3 separate regions of the Homo sapiens genome follow, and regions 1 and 2 are each linked to region 3. The links are chromatin contacts, found by Hi-C or POLR2A ChIA-PET in ENCODE. All regions are on one chromosome and are shown on one strand. The core of a region is the stretch at or near the end of the contact, and the rest is flanking DNA. Distances in the headings are between cores, read along the strand shown. Region 1 overlaps PRKCA (protein kinase C alpha). Region 2 overlaps PRKCA (protein kinase C alpha). Region 3 overlaps PRKCA (protein kinase C alpha).

Evidence for each region. Hi-C counts contacts between places; a loop is a spot of excess contacts on that map. ChIA-PET counts read pairs that join two places held with the same protein, here RNA polymerase II (POLR2A). Pooled maps may share reads with other maps.
Region 1: a loop to region 3 is called in a map of PC-3, with 6 times the contacts of the local background. The contact joins two enhancer-like sites. A Hi-C loop is called at or near these places in 1 of 168 maps with a recorded cell type or tissue (PC-3) and 4 of 50 pooled maps. POLR2A ChIA-PET finds 5 or more read pairs at or near these places in 2 of 52 experiments (WTC11 and naive thymus-derived CD8-positive, alpha-beta T cell).
Region 2: a loop to region 3 is called in a map of gastrocnemius medialis, with 9 times the contacts of the local background. The contact joins two enhancer-like sites. A Hi-C loop is called at or near these places in 1 of 168 maps with a recorded cell type or tissue (gastrocnemius medialis) and 6 of 50 pooled maps. POLR2A ChIA-PET finds 5 or more read pairs at or near these places in 3 of 52 experiments (MCF 10A, Panc1 and activated T-cell).

Annotation. Positions count from the first base shown.
Region 1 is chr17:66,347,466-66,350,238 of GRCh38, reverse strand. All of the region lies in intron 2 of PRKCA (protein kinase C alpha), which reads right to left. Among named protein-coding and RNA genes, the nearest start is that of PRKCA, 46 kb to the right of the region's middle. RefSeq lists an enhancer at 1,354-1,648. Within about 2 kb of position 1,483, at least 10 of the 41 ENCODE cell types and tissues checked have a DNase peak (open chromatin) inside an H3K27ac peak, as active enhancers do; they include PC-3, where a contact is called at or near this core.
Region 2 is chr17:66,672,455-66,675,280 of GRCh38, reverse strand. All of the region lies in intron 5 of PRKCA (protein kinase C alpha), which reads right to left. Among named protein-coding and RNA genes, the nearest start is that of MIR634, 110 kb to the left of the region's middle. Within about 2 kb of position 1,305, at least 9 of the 41 ENCODE cell types and tissues checked have a DNase peak (open chromatin) inside an H3K27ac peak, as active enhancers do.
Region 3 is chr17:66,507,639-66,510,694 of GRCh38, reverse strand. The region is part of intron 3 of PRKCA (protein kinase C alpha); the gene reads right to left. Among named protein-coding and RNA genes, the nearest start is that of PRKCA-AS1, 92 kb to the right of the region's middle. Within about 2 kb of position 1,699, at least 18 of the 41 ENCODE cell types and tissues checked have a DNase peak (open chromatin) inside an H3K27ac peak, as active enhancers do; they include PC-3, where a contact is called at or near this core.

The DNA of each region.
Region 1 (2,773 bases), core at 234-2,733, 160 kb after region 3:
ACCGAGCATCCAAGCTCGTTTTCCAACATGTGAAAAGCCAGTTTCCAAAGGAAAAAGGAAAAAAATAAAAAGGCACTGTTACCACCAATTTATCCCCTCATTTGTAACCAGGCTGAGCTGTAAGCAGACCCCTGCCAGCACCTGAAAGGCCATCGCTCTGAGGACACTAGCCCGAGCTTTAGTTACAATATCTTTTTTCACTGCCCATTAGGTGCTCAGCTGCCCCCTCTCTCCTTTCCCCACACACGCCGGCTCCTAGGGTGGACTTTTTTTTTAACCTCTGTAACTAAATAACCTGATAACGCCATGTGATAAGGGAATGGTGGCCTAAAAACCCTAAGTTTCCAATTCCAGCAGCCATGGCTCCATTTTCATGTTTCACACACAGAAGACATTAACGAAGGCCCTAAAAATAAGAGACACTGGAGGCAGCCAAAGAGACACCTAACACTCAATCAAAGCCGTGCAAGTGAGGAGAGCAGTTTTTGGGAGCCAGGCCAAACACTGTTCTATTGGAGGAATGAATTTTGTGTTTGTGCGCAGTCAGCAGCCCAGAGGAGATGTGAGAATACAGGACCTGGACAACTAAAGGCCCGGGAAAACCCTCTCTGTCCTGCCAGAGTCTACCGCATGGGCAAACACTCCATACCCAAACTGTTCAAAAGGGATGACTTATTTCTTCCATGCAAAAGGCCAGAAGAAAAATGAAAAGCCAGAAGGAGAGAGGAAACAAGGGTGTGATGGTTTCTTTGCAAACCTCTACTGCGGAACAGCTCCATACTCACCAAGCCAGGTCTACACAGCAGGCCTGGTTTAGTGTTGGCTACTGGTTTTCCATCCCTAAGACATGTGCAACCTTGCCAAATGCGGGGGGTAGCAGGGTAGGCAGGCAGCATATTCATCCTCAGGGGAGAACAGCAAAAGCCCAGAAGGAATTTTAATTTCTCTTATAAAACAAAAATCTCAAGACAAAAACTTTACTGCCAAACTTTACATGGAAAGCAAAAATAAACTATTTGCTTTATACCTGCTGCCACAGGTATGAAATATTTTATTAGATGACTGTCCACTCACCATTAGGCTGACTCTCAAATTATGGACAGGAAGAGAGCAAACCGTTCACTTGATGGACGCAGCTAAGATGAACACTCAGCTGCTCACATTGTGTTCAGGTTCTGGTGCATTTTGAACACTTCGTAAGAGAAATTACTGAAGCTCTTAATAACAAACTTGCCTTCCAGAACAGAAAGGTTTTATGAAAAAATCCTCAACCAAACCCTTGATACATTCTCAGTTAAATGCTATACTAAAAGTTCTCAGGAAGTCTCTATTTTGGAGACCTGTAATTTTTAACCGTATAGTTTGGTTGCTGCTGACTAAAGCTGAGAGTAATTTTACAACTCCATTATCCACATGTGGATGACTCATTTGTTAGATTAGCCTAACTTCCAGCTGCCCTCCCCCTCTGCTGTTCAACCTGCTGCTGGATAATGTTCCAACTGCCTGCTCTAAGAGGCTGAAAGTATGCAAACCCATCTTAACACAACACAGAGACAAAATGAGATAGTGGTGTTGACTATGTTTTGAATGCATTTCTCCAAGACAAATAAGAGTTTTGGATTGATGCACTGTTTTGGGCAATTGGCACAATTTCACTTTATTAGTATGAATTTTAATGTGATGTTTCTAACCTCTTAAATCAAAGTGTGCCTCAAAGTATGCTCCACAAACCCTTAAGGGTCCTCATGATCAAACCACTTTAATGATAATACTGAGCCACTATTTGCCTTTTTCCTTGTGTTGACGTTTGCACTGATGGTGCAAGAGCAATGGTGGTGTGACAGCAGGAACCTTAGCCTGAGTCAAGGTGACAGTGCCAGGCGGTACTAGCAGGAATTATGTTCTTCCCACCATGAAATCCCAGGGGCTTTTTGTTGTCTTTTATGCCAGTTTCATTTAAGAAAGTCTCGATGAAGCATTAACAATTATTGATTCTGGGCCAGGCATGGTGGCTCACACCTATAATCACAGCACTTTACGAGGCCAAGGCAGGTGGATCACATGAGGCCAGGAGTTGGAGACCAGCCTGGCAAACATGGTGAAACCCCATCTCTACTAAAACTATAAAAATTAGCCGGGCGTGGTGGCGTGTGCCTGTAATCCCAGCTACTCATAAGTCTGAGGCAGTAGAATCGCTTGAACCCAGGAGGTGGAGGTTGCAGTGAGCTAAGACTGGGCCACTGCACTCCAGCCTGGGCACAGAGCAAGACTTTGTCTCAAAAAAAAAAAAAAAAAAAGGTTCAGAATTCTGAGTAAATATTCTGACACATAAAGCATTTGGCTACACTCCAGGGATGAGGGCTGTCTTGAGCTGAGCAGCCACTCTCTCCATGAAACACCACTTTGACTCAAAAGAACAACTACAATATGGTTGCTTAGACTTGGATATTTGGCAGATACTTTTTTGAAATACAATAAAGTTTTCCAAGTGAAAAACACAATCTTAGAAAATGTGCATCTACCGTCAGCTTGACGGCTTCCTAATAATACTTAAAGGCTCTTTGATGAGACTGATGGTGATACTAATAATTGTGACTTTTTTGATGTTGAATAATGAAATGTGTCAACATTTAGAAGAACCTGCAGAACTCAATGAAATAGTGTTTTCCAAACTAAAGAATGCGGTCACACCAACACATAAAAGAGCCATTCAACACATAAGATGGACCAATATGAAACACAGACACGGTTTCATTCTCTACCTTGCAACCAA
Region 2 (2,826 bases), core at 56-2,555, 160 kb before region 3:
GTGCCCTTATAAGAGAAGCCCAAGGGAGCTGGTTTGCCCTTCCACCGTGTGAGGATGTGGGGCTGTCGGCAAATGGGCCCTCTCTAGCCACTGAGTCTTCCTGTGCCCTGAACTTGGAGTCTCCAGCCTCCATAACTGTGAGAAGTAAACTTCTGTTGTTTATGAGCCACCCAGTTAAAAAGATATATTAATAGATCAGACTAAGGCAGTTTTGGAGCTGGGAGAAGTCCCGGCAACAGAGAGCAAGTGCTTGCTGGGATCTGCCTTTGGATAGGAGGCGTTGGGTGGTTGGTCCATGATGGTGGTGGCATATCTTGCCACTGGTGTGGGCACGACTTCCCATTGGTGGGCGTGCACTGCAGTCAGGCCCTCCATGGCATAAGGAGGTAACTGATTTCTCAAGCATGAACAATGAAGAGTCGACAGGACAGGTGAGAGTTGGTTGTGGGTGGCAGCCCAGGCACTGCCACTCATCAGACTGATTCACTGGAATCATTTGGCCAGAAGCAACAACAAAATCATATTCTTCTCCCATTAACAAGTTAGAACTGAGATATTCTCTACCACAGCTTGAGTGGCACTTGGTTACTGTATCTTTTAGGCTCCCAACATGGAAAACAGGCCTCTAATCTGTTTCCTACCATTTACTTGAACACCTCTATCTAAATGTCAGTGACGCTCCGTCTTCTGGCCCACATTCCCCTAGCAGATGCTGGTATGACTTAGGAGCTGGCATTGGTTCTGATGGGTTGGTTCTATATGCTAAATATTTAACTGCATGCAACCTATCACATTTAGTATTTATATAACCCAAAAGAACCACTCCACACCAACAAGGTTAGTCTCTTTTAGTTATTTTGAACCCCTACTGCCCAGCACAGCACCATGCGTGAACTGAGTAACTGCTGAACACGTGTATCTCTGTGCCCACCTTGCTCTGTGCTTCTGGGTCCACACTGCCCCATCGCTGGGGACACTCCTCCATCCATCTCAGTGCTGTCAGCCCTTAGCCTTGCACAAGACCCATTTCCTCTGCCCTTCCACTCTCCTGCCAGCCTAGCCCAGCCCAAAGGTGTTCCATGTCTACAGACTGACAGCACCTTGAGGGCAAGGGCCACACCCCCTCGCATCCCCAGGGATCACTCCCCCAGGGCAACACAGGACAGACAAGATAAAATCTGCGCTCATTGGATTCCTGCTGAATGACCGGAATGCTAACACAGACAGGAAAGCTTGGAAACTTCTCAGCTCTTGGTTGCAGTACATAAAGCGTCCATTTGGAGGGACTCTTGGACAAGGAAAAACCACCCAGGCCTTTTCACGGGCGAAGAAAGCCAGGCCAAAAGGAGTGGCACACTTTTTTGAAAATGTTAAATGCTTTGAAGAAAGAATCTCTGTACCCACAAAGACAAAAGAGCACAGGATGTATCTCCACTTACAGGAAAAATGGGTCAGAAAGGGACTTTTGCTCTTGGTTAAATAGTGATCACGTGGAACTTCTCTAGATTTCAGGAAATAAAATGCACAGGTGTCATCAACCACGATGAACAATTTTTGACTGGGTAATTATAGACTGAGATTCTGTGTACAAACTGGGTCTGGGTGCTGTCTAGTTCACTGCATTTGTTCTATTTATGCTGTATCAAGTCTGCTGACACCGTCTGTGTTTATGAATGTTGCAGAATTTCTGATGTGATCTCTTTCATGTTTAGAAATAATGACCCCTAAATTTTGTGATATTTGTTTCCTTATTACCAGAGACAAAGGCAAGAATAATGAGATACACTAAAAATACACCTGATCAGACATCGCCTCACAGCTTCATATGGCCCTGTACACAAACCTGGACTGAGGGACATTAACCATTTTCTTATTTGGAACCTATTTAGTGAATATTCTATTTTGCTGGTGAGGCTGGCTGCTTGGTGATAAGAGTGAATTTCTGTCCCATTCACGTACCAGAAAACACAGGTTGGCAACTCATCAACCAAAATTCTACTGGAACAAAACTTACATAAGAGAATTCGGAGGACTGTGGTATAAGATGAGAAACAACAATGTTTAGTCCTTGGAAAAAGATCATAAATATTTCATTACTTTCCCTTTTACAATTAGTGGGACATAAAATTTTACATTAAAGTTCTATAATTCTGATGTTTCAAAAGAAAATGAAACCTAGTTGTGAGAGAAATATTTCCCAGGTTATGAGAGACTGAAACGATTCTGCATAAACAACGTAGGAAGATATTTAAGAAAATTTTTTTCTTATTATAGGAGTAACGGGTGCACCCATCATACAAGAAATTTAAAGACATAAAAATATAAAGAAGAAAACTAAAACAACTATACTTCTGCATGGGAGAACCAACATTGGCACATTAGCATGTTTATGGCCAGTATCTTCCACATCTATCTACATTGAAATATTTATTTTTATAGAATTCACATCACACTAGGAATAAAGTTTTAGAACCTGCCTTTATAACAAAGTATGCTTTGAAAACATTTTAAATGTCTAACATCTCATTTTATGGCTAATCAGAATTTATTTAATCAATTCCCTGTTTGGGGGCATCTACAAAGTTTATCATTTTTCACCTTTACAAATAACATAGCAACTGATCATCTTCATGCATAAATATTCATTGAAATTTCTGATACTTTTTTTCTTGTTCTATTTATGCTGTGCAAGTCTGATCATACCCTGTGTGTTTAAGAACGCCACAGATTTTCTGATGCAAAGAAGAATAAGAATACATTCTTGGAAGTAGCTTAAAGGATGGAAATTATTCAAGATTCTTGGCATACATTGCCAAATTACTCCTC
Region 3 (3,056 bases), core at 450-2,949:
AAGAATAGTAAACTCTAAGATTTCTGAAGACAGTCTCTGTCCTGGCAAAGGCAGGCTATGTAAAGTCAGGAATATACCCAGAAAGGCAGTGATCAAATGGGAAAGAAATCAAAGGCTATTGATTCCTTAAGCTGTTAGCTCTCTCCATTTCTCCCTTTTGAATTGCAATTGGTTACAAACCTCTCTACATGATAAGCCATCACTTCAAGGATGATCACCCTAAAATACGCAGGTGACAAAACAAGTTTTGCCTTTCAATAAGCAGTTTTTCCTACCAACATTTAACCAAAAAATGCTCATGAGGTTAAGAGATTCTGGTCACACAGCAGGCACAGTTCAGTGGGCATCTTGCATAATTTCGTTAGGCTTAAACTTCAAGCACTGAAGAGTCCCTCAACACAAAAAACCTTTTCCCCCCGAAAACAAAATTCTCTTTCTAAAGATGGTAACTTGTAATCAGGAAGTGGCTGGTATTGATTCTGAGAGAATCGCAGGAAACATTTCACAGATATTCCACTCCTAGGAGTGTCCAAGGGAGAGAATACAGTCATGGGTTCTTAGTTTCTGTTTCTTGTTGGGCCAGTAAAGCCCCTTCCTCATCCCTCTTTTCTGCTTATCACTAGAGATAGAAACTAAAAAACATGGCTTCAGGTTGCCAAAAGTCTCAAACAAAACAAAACAGAACCACCACGACAACAAAATAAGGTGGGTTGGACAAGCTTGACTCAAGTCTATGAAATTATTTTCATTTTCTTTAGGGAATCAAAGACTTCATTTTTTTTTTCCATTCATTCGCTCTTTCAACAAACATTAATGATCACCTACTATAAGTCAGAGATCATACTAGGCATTGGGGATACAGAGATGAATAAGATTTACAGGAAAGAATTATAACCCAAACAAGTCTGCCTGTGGCAAATGGTTACACTAACGGCCCCAGTGACTCATACCCCCAGGTTCCACACCCTTCTGTGATAGTTAATTTTATGTGCCGACTTGACTGGGCCCCAGGTGCCCAGACATTTGGTCATACGTTATTCTGGGTGTTTACACAATGGTGTTTTTGTATGATACTAACATTTAGATCGGGAGGTTGAGCAAAGCAGACTGTCCTTCCTAGTGCAGGTGGATCTCATCCAATCTGTTGAAGGCCTGAATGGAACAAAAAGACTGCCTCTCCCTCCAAGTAAGAGAGGATTCTTCTTGCCTGAAGGCCTTGAGATTTGGTCACCAGCTTTTTCTTGCTCTTGGACTCAATCTAAAACATCAGCTCTTACTTCAGAGCTGATGTCTTAAGCTTGCCTGCCTTTGAGCTTGGACTGGAACTTACATCATCAGCTCTCCTGGCTCCCAGACCTTCAGAATCAGACTGGTGCTATCCCATTGGCTCTCCTGGGTCTCCAACTTGCCAGCTCACCCTGCAAATCTTGGGACTTGCCGGCCTCCATAATTGCATTGAGTCAACATCTTATATTAAATCTCTTTACACACACACACACACACACACACACACACATACACACACACACACGTTCCTTTTCTCTGGAGAACCCTGATTCATAAACCTTCACAGTGACTCTGGGCTTTGGCCAATGAAACACTGGGAAACACAGCGCCAGGGGAAGCCTATTAAGTGTGTGTACACTGAGGTGTTCCTTCTTGGAAAACTGCCACTCCCTTGTAAAAAACCTGCACTACCCTCCCAAGCTAATGTGGGGCAGACCTTAGGACTCCCTGGCCAGCAGCCACAGCTAACAGCCAGTGAGGCCGCTGTGAGTGACTCTGTACCAACCTTGGAAGATGATAAGCAAGAGAGTGCATAATCACATTAAAAAACAAAAACAACAACAACTGGAGTACCACGGGGTGGCAATATGAAAGACAGTTCATAGAGGAGAAACAGTCCAGAGTCAGTAAGACCAACTCACAGCACACAACAAGGCCTTCACAAAGACAGTGGCTATGGAGATGGAGAGGAAAGAGAGTTGAAAGCAGAACTCGTAGCACTTGGAAACCTATTAGGTGCGTGAAACAAAAAAAAGATGGAGACAACCAAGAAAATCCTGAGACTTCTGGCTTGGGATCCTGTGTGCAGAGGACAGCTGGGTGTTACACCATGATCAATCAGGGTGACATAAGCAATGGCTTGCAGGGTGGAAGAGATGCACGGAGAATAGGCAAGAGTGCTGGAATGCTGAGGACAGTGATGTACGTGGGTGGCATGACATCCCCAACATCAGGAGCAGAGTGCTCTTTCCACACAAAGATGGTCACTGGGAAACCTTCACCCAGTCAGAACCACGGCAACGCCCAACGGCAGTGTTATCTTCGTGGCCATGACATTCTTCTTAAAACCTGACTTTTCCCCTTGGTTTATCATTCTCAAAACAAATATGTTTTGGAATGTGCTAGATTATAAGAATAAATAGAACAGACTGAATTACTAACAAAATAATTAGAATGGACCTTCCCACTGTCCATGTGACTCTTGCTAGTACAAGCCTCTACGTTTGAGGGTGCTGGATCCCAGCTTCTGGTACAACATAATAGAGGCGACTGTGAGGGGGGGTGCTCCCCACTTGCTGTTTTCTCTTAGCCACCATCAGAGGCTGAAACAGTGAGTGGGTTCATTTGATTGTTATGATTGGTTCTGGCTCATGATCCCTTTGTAAATAAATAAAATAACACAGTTATAATGACAGCTAGAATACCCACAGTAAACCAACCTTCTTTTCTTAGATCCTGGGAAATCTACTTCTCTGTCCACAGACCCTTCCTAAATCTCCTGCTGGAAATGTATTAAGCAGCAAAAACAGAAAACAAAGCCAAGGTGAGGAAGGTACCAGCTAACTGAATGGGACTCGGCTTAGAAGTTTAGAAGTTCAGCTTCTAAAAAACATGACTCATCAGAATCCAGGAATAAGCCCCAGCATGAGCCAAAAAGCTCTCTGGGCTGGCTTTCAGCTTAGGGTGTAGACACTTGAAACGGATCTTTCCAGAAACCCAATGTCCTGAAAAGTCCCACTCTGTACCCTCTTCAGAAGGACCTAAACCAA